Regions from separate parts of the Homo sapiens genome. Here regions 1 and 3 are each linked to region 2. Evidence: read pairs that join two places in POLR2A ChIA-PET (ENCODE). Cell type or tissue: CD4-positive, alpha-beta T cell. All regions are shown on one strand.

The links. ChIA-PET counts read pairs that join two places held together with the same protein. Peaks named below come from ENCODE experiments on the same cell type or tissue, not always from the same donor. Only the 100,000 strongest peaks of a DNase experiment are listed, where the experiment ranks them.
Region 1: POLR2A ChIA-PET joins it to region 2 with 21 read pairs; 7 of 35 experiments call an interaction of 5 or more read pairs at or near these places.
Region 3: POLR2A ChIA-PET joins it to region 2 with 12 read pairs; 9 of 35 experiments call an interaction of 5 or more read pairs at or near these places.

What each region holds. Positions count from the first base shown.
Region 1 is chr3:32,296,126-32,298,625 of GRCh38, forward strand. All of the region lies in intron 1 of CMTM8 (CKLF like MARVEL transmembrane domain containing 8), which reads left to right. Among named protein-coding and RNA genes, the nearest start is that of CMTM8, 59 kb to the left of the region's middle. In CD4-positive, alpha-beta T cell, a CTCF peak has its summit at 763 (motif pointing right); DNase peaks (open chromatin) are centred at 776 and 1,486; H3K27ac peaks cover 1,844 bases.
Region 2 is chr3:32,370,572-32,373,071 of GRCh38, forward strand. It overlaps LOC124909361 (a long non-coding RNA gene), which reads left to right and starts at 787. Exons shown (of 2, transcript XR_007095859.1): 1 at 787-2,500. In CD4-positive, alpha-beta T cell, no CTCF peak of the experiment used is centred here; a DNase peak (open chromatin) is centred at 1,080; H3K27ac peaks cover 2,116 bases.
Region 3 is chr3:32,431,789-32,434,288 of GRCh38, forward strand. The region is part of intron 1 of CMTM7 (CKLF like MARVEL transmembrane domain containing 7); the gene reads left to right. Among named protein-coding and RNA genes, the nearest start is that of CMTM7, 41 kb to the left of the region's middle. In CD4-positive, alpha-beta T cell, no CTCF peak of the experiment used is centred here; DNase peaks (open chromatin) are centred at 763 and 1,293; H3K4me3 peaks cover 888 bases; H3K27ac peaks cover 2,500 bases.

The DNA of each region.
Region 1 (2,500 bases), 74 kb before region 2:
CAGCCTTTTATTTTTTATTTTTTTTTAAATAAAGATGAGGTCTCACTATGTTGCCCAGGCTGGTCTTGAATTCCTGAGCTCAAGTGATCCTCCCACCTCGGCCTCCCAAAGTGCTGGGATTACAGGCATGAGCTACCACACCTGACCCAGACTTCTACAGCATTATAGGGTAATTGCTGGTTTACTTGTCTGAATCTCCCTAATTGTTCAGCCCCCTCCGGAGTAGGCTTGTCTCTCCCATCTGGTGGTATGTATCTGCAATGAGTACCTGGCACAATGAGTTATGGCTAGACAGATGGATAGTTGAAGCGTAGAATAGGAAGTGGATACATGTTCTGACTTGGCTCTCCTCACTGGGGCCAGCCCAGTCGGAACCTGTTTTCCTTTGTAGGAATCTTGTTTCCCTTTGCCACTCCCTTGAGGCAAGCAACAGGTCCTGCTTCTGGTCCATCACAGGTCTGATGACCCTGGAATGATCACTTACCATTCTGGGGCATTTATTAAATGACCCACTGGGGCTGCAGGATTGCTTAAGTGCAAGAGCTCTGTTGATGTATTCCACAGGAATGGCACCCCTTAGGGTTGTGTAATGTGCCCATGTTGCATTAGATGTTCCATCCAGATCTGAGGTTCCATGGGTGGGGGCCTCCTGCCTCTCTCACCCAGGTTTTCCTCGGGAAGAGCAGTGCCTAATTAAAACCACAAAGGGAAAAACCAGGGCGGCAGACTGTGTGTTATTGTGGCTGATGATGCTTGACATGGCCAGTAGAGGGCAGCAGAGCCGTCCACCATGACCTCCACATTTTCGTTATTGTAAATAAGGGATCCTGAGGATGCCTTCTCCACTCCCTCCCCGTGTGTTTGCTCTCATAGGATGGTTGTTTTTCTGGAAGGTTTGTGGTCTAGCCATTGAACAGAGAGAAAAACATCCCCTTAGGATGTGTTGATGCAAAAAGATGATTTTAGAAAAATTGCCCTCTGGGTTCAAAGAAAGATTACATCATTTCCTCACCTTGAATGTACACAGTCTAGGGATATCTAAACTTTATTTTTTTAATTTATTTATTTTTGAGATGGAGTTTCACTCTTGTTGCCCAGGCTGGAGTGCAGTGGTACAATCTCGGCTCACTGCAACCTCCACCTCCTGGGTTCAAGTGATTCTCCTGCCTCAGCCTCCCAAGTAGCTGGGATTACAGGCGCCCGCCACTGCACCCAGCTAATTTTTGCATTTTTTAGTAGAGGTGGGGTTTCACCATGTTAGCCAGGTTGGTCTCCAACTCCTGACCTCAGGTGATCCACCCACCTATGCCTCCCGAAGTGTTGGGATTACAGGCGTGAGCCACCGTGCCTGGCCTGTACCTAAACTTTTGATGAGGCTATTCTTATCTGTGAACCAACATTTGTGACTAAAGCTCACCTTGGGGAATACAGTGGTAACCTTGCACAGAGAATGCTGTGGCTAGCAGCAGCCCCGTCTGGGGTGGCGCAGACACTCCAGGCTGCTTTGTCTGTCTGAAATCCCAGCAGTGTCATCACAGCATCTTGTGCAAAACATTGATGGTGAAAGATAACAATTTCTTCTATTGCTCACCAGCCTCATTTGGAAAGTTAATTACCAGCTTGTGGAAGTTAAGGAAAGACAAGTTCTTAAACTCAGGGGGATTTGGCATTTTAAAATACAGGTCTGTGGGTGGGAAAATAAGGTTTGTGTGTGGGAAGGATTTGGGAAAATGGACTGAGTGTTAATTTAAGGACTTGAAGTGTTTATGAGGGAACCCTGGATAAGAATAACATTTTAAAAATTGGAGATGATGAGAAACTCAAGCACCAAGGTAAAGAAGTCTGGCTTGTGTTCTTCAACTGGTTTCATGGTCATCAGCAGCAGCCATTGCTCAGAACTCCAACAAAAGCTCTCTAATCTCTTAACTAAAAACTTTTTTTTTTTTTTTGGTTGGGGGTGGGGGGCAGTGGCTGGAGTCTCGTTCTGTCGCTGAGGCTGGAGTGCAGTGGCACAATCTGGGCTCACTGCAACCTCTGCCTCCCAGGTTCAAGCAATTCTATCTCAGCCTCCCCAGTAGCTGGGACTACAGGCTCCCACCACCATGCCCAGCTAATTTTTGCATTTTTGGTAGAGACAGGTTTTGCCATGTTGGCCAGGCTGGTCTCAAACTCCTGATCTCAAGCAATCCACCCGCATTGGCCTCCCTAAGTGCTGGGATTACAGGCGTGAGCCATCACGTCCAGCCCCTAATTAAAAACTCTATATAAATATTTGAGGATCTAAAATACAGAGATACTATAAACATACCCCCCTTTTTTTTTTTTTTTTTTTACTTTCTGAAATCTTTCATTCTCTTTAAAAAATTTCAGAATGAGCACTCTTGGTCTCTTTCCAGGGCGATCCTTGCTAGATATTTTTCTTATATCCAGCTTCTGCTAATTAAATTGAAACAATCCTGACTTCATATTTCACTTGCTCTCCTATCATTCGGCTCCTTAT
Region 2 (2,500 bases):
TGGCCTTGGACATCAGTGATAAGCTCATGGGAAGTTATGCTACTAAGTGCAGTGACTGACGTGCTTGTGATATTTTTTCTAATATGCATTATAAAAAAATATATAACTATTAAAAGGATAAATATCTGAATATATTGAATATATCTTAAAATTATCTTGCTGGCTGGGCGCCGTGGCTCATGCCTTGTAATCCCAGCACTTTGGGAGGCCGAGGCAGGTGGATCACGAGGTCAGGAGATCGAGACCAGCCTGGCCAACATGGTGAAACCCCGTCTCTACTACAAATACAAAAATTAGCTGGGCGTGGTGGCGGGTGCCTGTAATCCCAGCTACTTGGGAGGCTGAGGCAGGAGAATCACTTGAACCCAGGAGGCAGAGGTTGCAGTGAGCCAAGATCACACCACTGCACTCCAGCCTGCTGACAGAGCAAGACTGTGTCTCAAAAAAAAAAAAAAAAATTGCTGACCACAGTAACATGTGTGCTATCTTTTGTGAAAACTACTGGGCCAGGCCAGGCACAGTGGCTCATGCCTATAATCCCAGCACTTTGGGAGCCTGACTGAGGTGGGCAGATCACTTGAGGCCAGGAGTTCGAGATCAGCTTGGACAAGATGGCAAAACTCCATCTGTACCAAAAATACAAAAAAATAAGCCAGGCATGGTGGTGCACCCCTGTGGTCCCAGCTAATTGGAAGGCTGAGATAGGAGGATCCCTTGGACCTGGGAGGAGGAGGCTGCAGCTAGCCGTGATCATGCCACTGCACTCCAGCTTGAGCAACAGAGTGGGGCCCTGTCTCAAAAAAAAAAAAAAAACTAATAATAAGACACTGCTGGACCAAAAGGTTTCAATATTCCAAATCTCCAGTGCAAAAATATTATAACATCATTATTAGATATTATCAGTTAAGGAGAAGAACTCACATCAGCAAGACAGTATGAACTTAGAGGAAGTGTTTTTAGATAGGACGATTCTTGCTAGTACAGCAGTGTATCTTGGATGATTTTTCAATATGAGCTTTTGAAAAACAAAAAACCACAGAAACGTTAGTGTAGTTGATGAGCGTGAACAAAGCTGAAGCTGTGCGCTCTGTTGATATGACTCCCATGGCCTCTGCCTCTTGATCTCTCACCTGTTTAGCAGTGCTGTTTTTTTCTGTTTGTGCTGGTTCTCTTTTTCTAATTCCATATCCAAGCTCTGATTACCCCTACATAGGAGAGTTGAGATTTCTTCAGTGTCTAGTCATACCCACCCCAGACCTTTGAAAGTACCAATGAAGAATGTTCTGGGGTTGTGGACTAGGCCCGCCCAAAGAGGTAGTGGGGAAGGAAGCTCCAAAAATGAGAGGTGAGTGTAGGGTATGGATGTGTGAGCAGGTGGTGTCGGGGGGCACACAAGGCCACTCTGTGCCCAAAATGTAGCAAGCCATGGAAGGCTGAACTTCCATAACACAGACCTGTAGGCAACTGGTGATGTGATCTTTGGGGAGCTGATTCCCAGTCATCACTGATTTTGCAGAAAAGCTGAAATAACTAGTCACAGTTGGCATGCTCTGCCCTTCCGTCCAGCTCTCCCTCTCACACTCACCAAAGCATGTGCACCTTCCACATACCCTGTGGGTTTTTCAAGTACTTTATGTTGCAAACAACACTCCATAAAAGTCAGAAAAAACAGTAACCTACAGAGGCCTGCTTCTGGAAACAGAAAGAAGCCTGCTTTTATGCTCCACGCAAGCATGTGTGTGTCATTTCTATAATCACGGCCACATTTATAGAACGTAACTTCTGGGGTGAAAAGTGCCGTAAACCACACTCTGAAATGTCCTTCAAGTAGACTGTAATTTTAGTTCTTTCTTGAACTGGTAGCACCAAAGGCATCTGTTTCAAAAGAGCAATGCCTAGTTTGTGTCCATGCAGGGGCACTTGCTGTCTTGTCTTTATTGGTGTTTCTTCAGAAGCATGATCCTTTATGTTACCCTGAGAGTTCACTAAAACAATAACAGCAAAAAGCATTTATTTTTCACTGAAAAGAAATTATTATTTCATCTTTTGAATACTGAGACTTCGTTCATGAATAAGCTTTAAGTGTAGGTTTTTAGACAACAAAATGATTCTCTGTTGTTCAGATTGGAGCTGTAAGTTGTGAATTGGGTTTGCTTTAATTTTTTTCTCTTAAAAAACAAGAGAAAACAAAGCCACACACAATACAGTCAACATAAAAATAGGTTTCTGGGGGCTTGAAAAATATTATTACAGGGATAGTGTACAAGGTACTTAAACTCATCTCTGCCATCTGCGCTTGCCATCTGCATTCACCTCTCAGCCATTCCAAAACCTTCACGTCCTCTTTGGTGGAGCAGAGTGAGTTTTTAACTTGATATATTTACCCACTCATGGCAAATCAATAAAGTGCTTTAGGCAATTAATCTCTCTTTATTGCTATTTCCAACTTACTGCTCCCAAAAGATAAATATTTGGCCAACCTTTGAAAACTACAAGAAAA
Region 3 (2,500 bases), 61 kb after region 2:
AAAAGATGATAGTAGTACTTACCTCCTAGGACTGTTGTGATGAACTTAGTTAAAAATTTCAGGCCGGGCACAGTGGCTCACGCCTGTAATCCCAACACTTTGGGAGACCGAGGTGAGCAAATAACTTGAGGCCAGGAGTTCAAGACCAGCCCGGTCAACATTGCTGACTTCAGAGGAGACACCTCCTACCCTGGGGGTGGGTACAAGCTCAAACCACCGAGTTGTTTCAGCCCAAGCTCGCTTCTTGAGGCCTCCCTCTGGGATATGCTCCCTCTTCTGAGCCTTGGATTCAGATAGACCTGGATTTGCTTCTTGGTTCCACCATTTGCCATCTAGGTGATCTTCCTTGGGCAAGTGACCTGCCCTTGGTTCTCACTTTCTTTAGATCTGTGAATTGGGCAGAGTGCCACCTGGCCACAGTTGTGAGGATTAAATGTACCAGCATTGCACTGCCTGGTACCTAGCGGGTATTCAGTAGATGGTTGCCACTCCACTTGCCTCCTCCCACCACAGGCTTCCCAAATCACTTCCTGGCCTTCCATACCTTCTGCCCTGCCTCAGCGAGTGCTTCCTTCACCCCTGGGGGTTCCCATGGCCCTGACCCCCAGACATCTTCCCCGCCCATTCCTCTCTATGCTGTTCACTTTTGGTGACCACATGTCAATAACCAGTGGTGAGGCTGGGGTACCCTTTGGAGCCACAGCCTCTATGGTGCGGGACATCATTGCTATGGCAACAAGAGGCAGCAGCCCTGAAGAGGTGCCTGCTGAGCCGGGCTGCCTGGGTCCCAGCTCTGGCTCCGGATGCACTAGTTGTAGGATCAGCTCAAATCACTCAATGTCTCTGTGTCTCACCTTCCTTTTTGTACAGTGAGGAGAGTAATAGTGCCTACCTTGTAAGCTTGTGAGGATAAGATGGCCACACAGATGTAAGGCACATAGAGCTTGGTGCACGGTGAGCGTACAATCAGGGTTAGTGATTACTTTTGCTCTTCTTGTCATCCTAGGATTCATGCTGATAGCCATAGCAGATACCCTTCTCTTTGGGGTTCAACCCTCAATGCCCTGTGCCATCCCCACATTGTGTCAGCTGCCCTTGGTCCCCTCTGATGACCTACTCCTCCAGGGATTTTCTTGTGGAGATGACCGTCCACAGCCCCGTCCTTTCGCTCCCATGCCTATCTAAAGAATTATGTCCTCCTGTAGTGATGACAAGAGTGAGCAGCAGAAAATGCTCTTTTTGCAGTCTTGAAATTTAGTCAGCCCCAAAAGAAACCAGGAAATTGCGTCAGACACTGAAAGAGAAACAAGCTAGAGAAAAACCATTGCTTGTTGCAAACCAAAATTTGTGATTTCAGTTCAGTTCAACACAAGCACCAAACCACCAGGTTTGCTACACAATAAGTGTCAATTTTGCTTCTTGCCCTTTTGGATGCAGTGACATTTTTGACAAGTTGAGCTTTCTAGCCCGAACTTTCTAAATGTGATCCTGATGACCTTTGCCAGTGAAGTACGGTGGTGAATCAGTGATGTGATTGTGGTACAGACCATCGGTCTGGGCTGCACCTGTTGTGAGAAATCGGTTGGGGATGAAAAGAACATGGCCTGGCTTGAATAACAAGCAGAGAATGTTCTGGCCCCATCACGAGCCAAGAATCTGGAACCTGAATCCCTACATCACAGCCACACCCTGGTAGTCTGCCTGGAGAGCCTGAATGGCACCCTCCGGGGGCATTTGATGAGTACATTCTACCAAGTGTAAAGATGTTCTGAGGGCAGCCTCCAAAAGTCACCTCTTCTCCTGGTCACAAGGGACCTTGTGCTGGGTCCCTAATTGATGTTTGGCAAAAACACAGCATGGTTCTCTCCTAAAGGCCTACAGACCAGTGAAGGAAGGAGATGGGCTTTTTAAATGCAAGAGTGTCATGGAGCTGTCACAGAGGATGGCAGGATGAGCCCAGGAACCATTCATTCACCCAGTGTTGAAGTTGGCATTTCAACCAATGGGGAAAAAGTGAGCTGTCCAGAAGATAGGTTAATACAATCGATTGACTGATTGGATACAATCAGAACCCTACTATTTGCCCTAGTTCATGCCATCTACAAAAATAAATCCCAGGCTGGGCGCAGTGGCTCACACCTATAATTCCAGCATTTTGGGAGGCCGAGGCGGGTGAATCACCTGAGGTCAGGAGTTTGAGATCAGCCTGGCCAACGTGGTGAAATCCTATCTCTACTAAAATACAAAAAAAATAGCTGGGCCTGGTGGTGGGTGCCTGTAATCCGAGCTACGTGGGAGGCTGAGGTGGGAGAATTACTTGAACCTGGGAGGCAGAGGTTGCAGTGAGCCGAGATCATGCCATTAAACTCCAGCCTGGGCAACAAGAGTGAAGCTCCGTCTCAAAAAATAATAACAATAATAATACAAAAATAAATCCCAGATGACTAAAGAACTAAAAATTGTATGTATATTTTTAAAGGAAGCAAATATTTATTTTTAA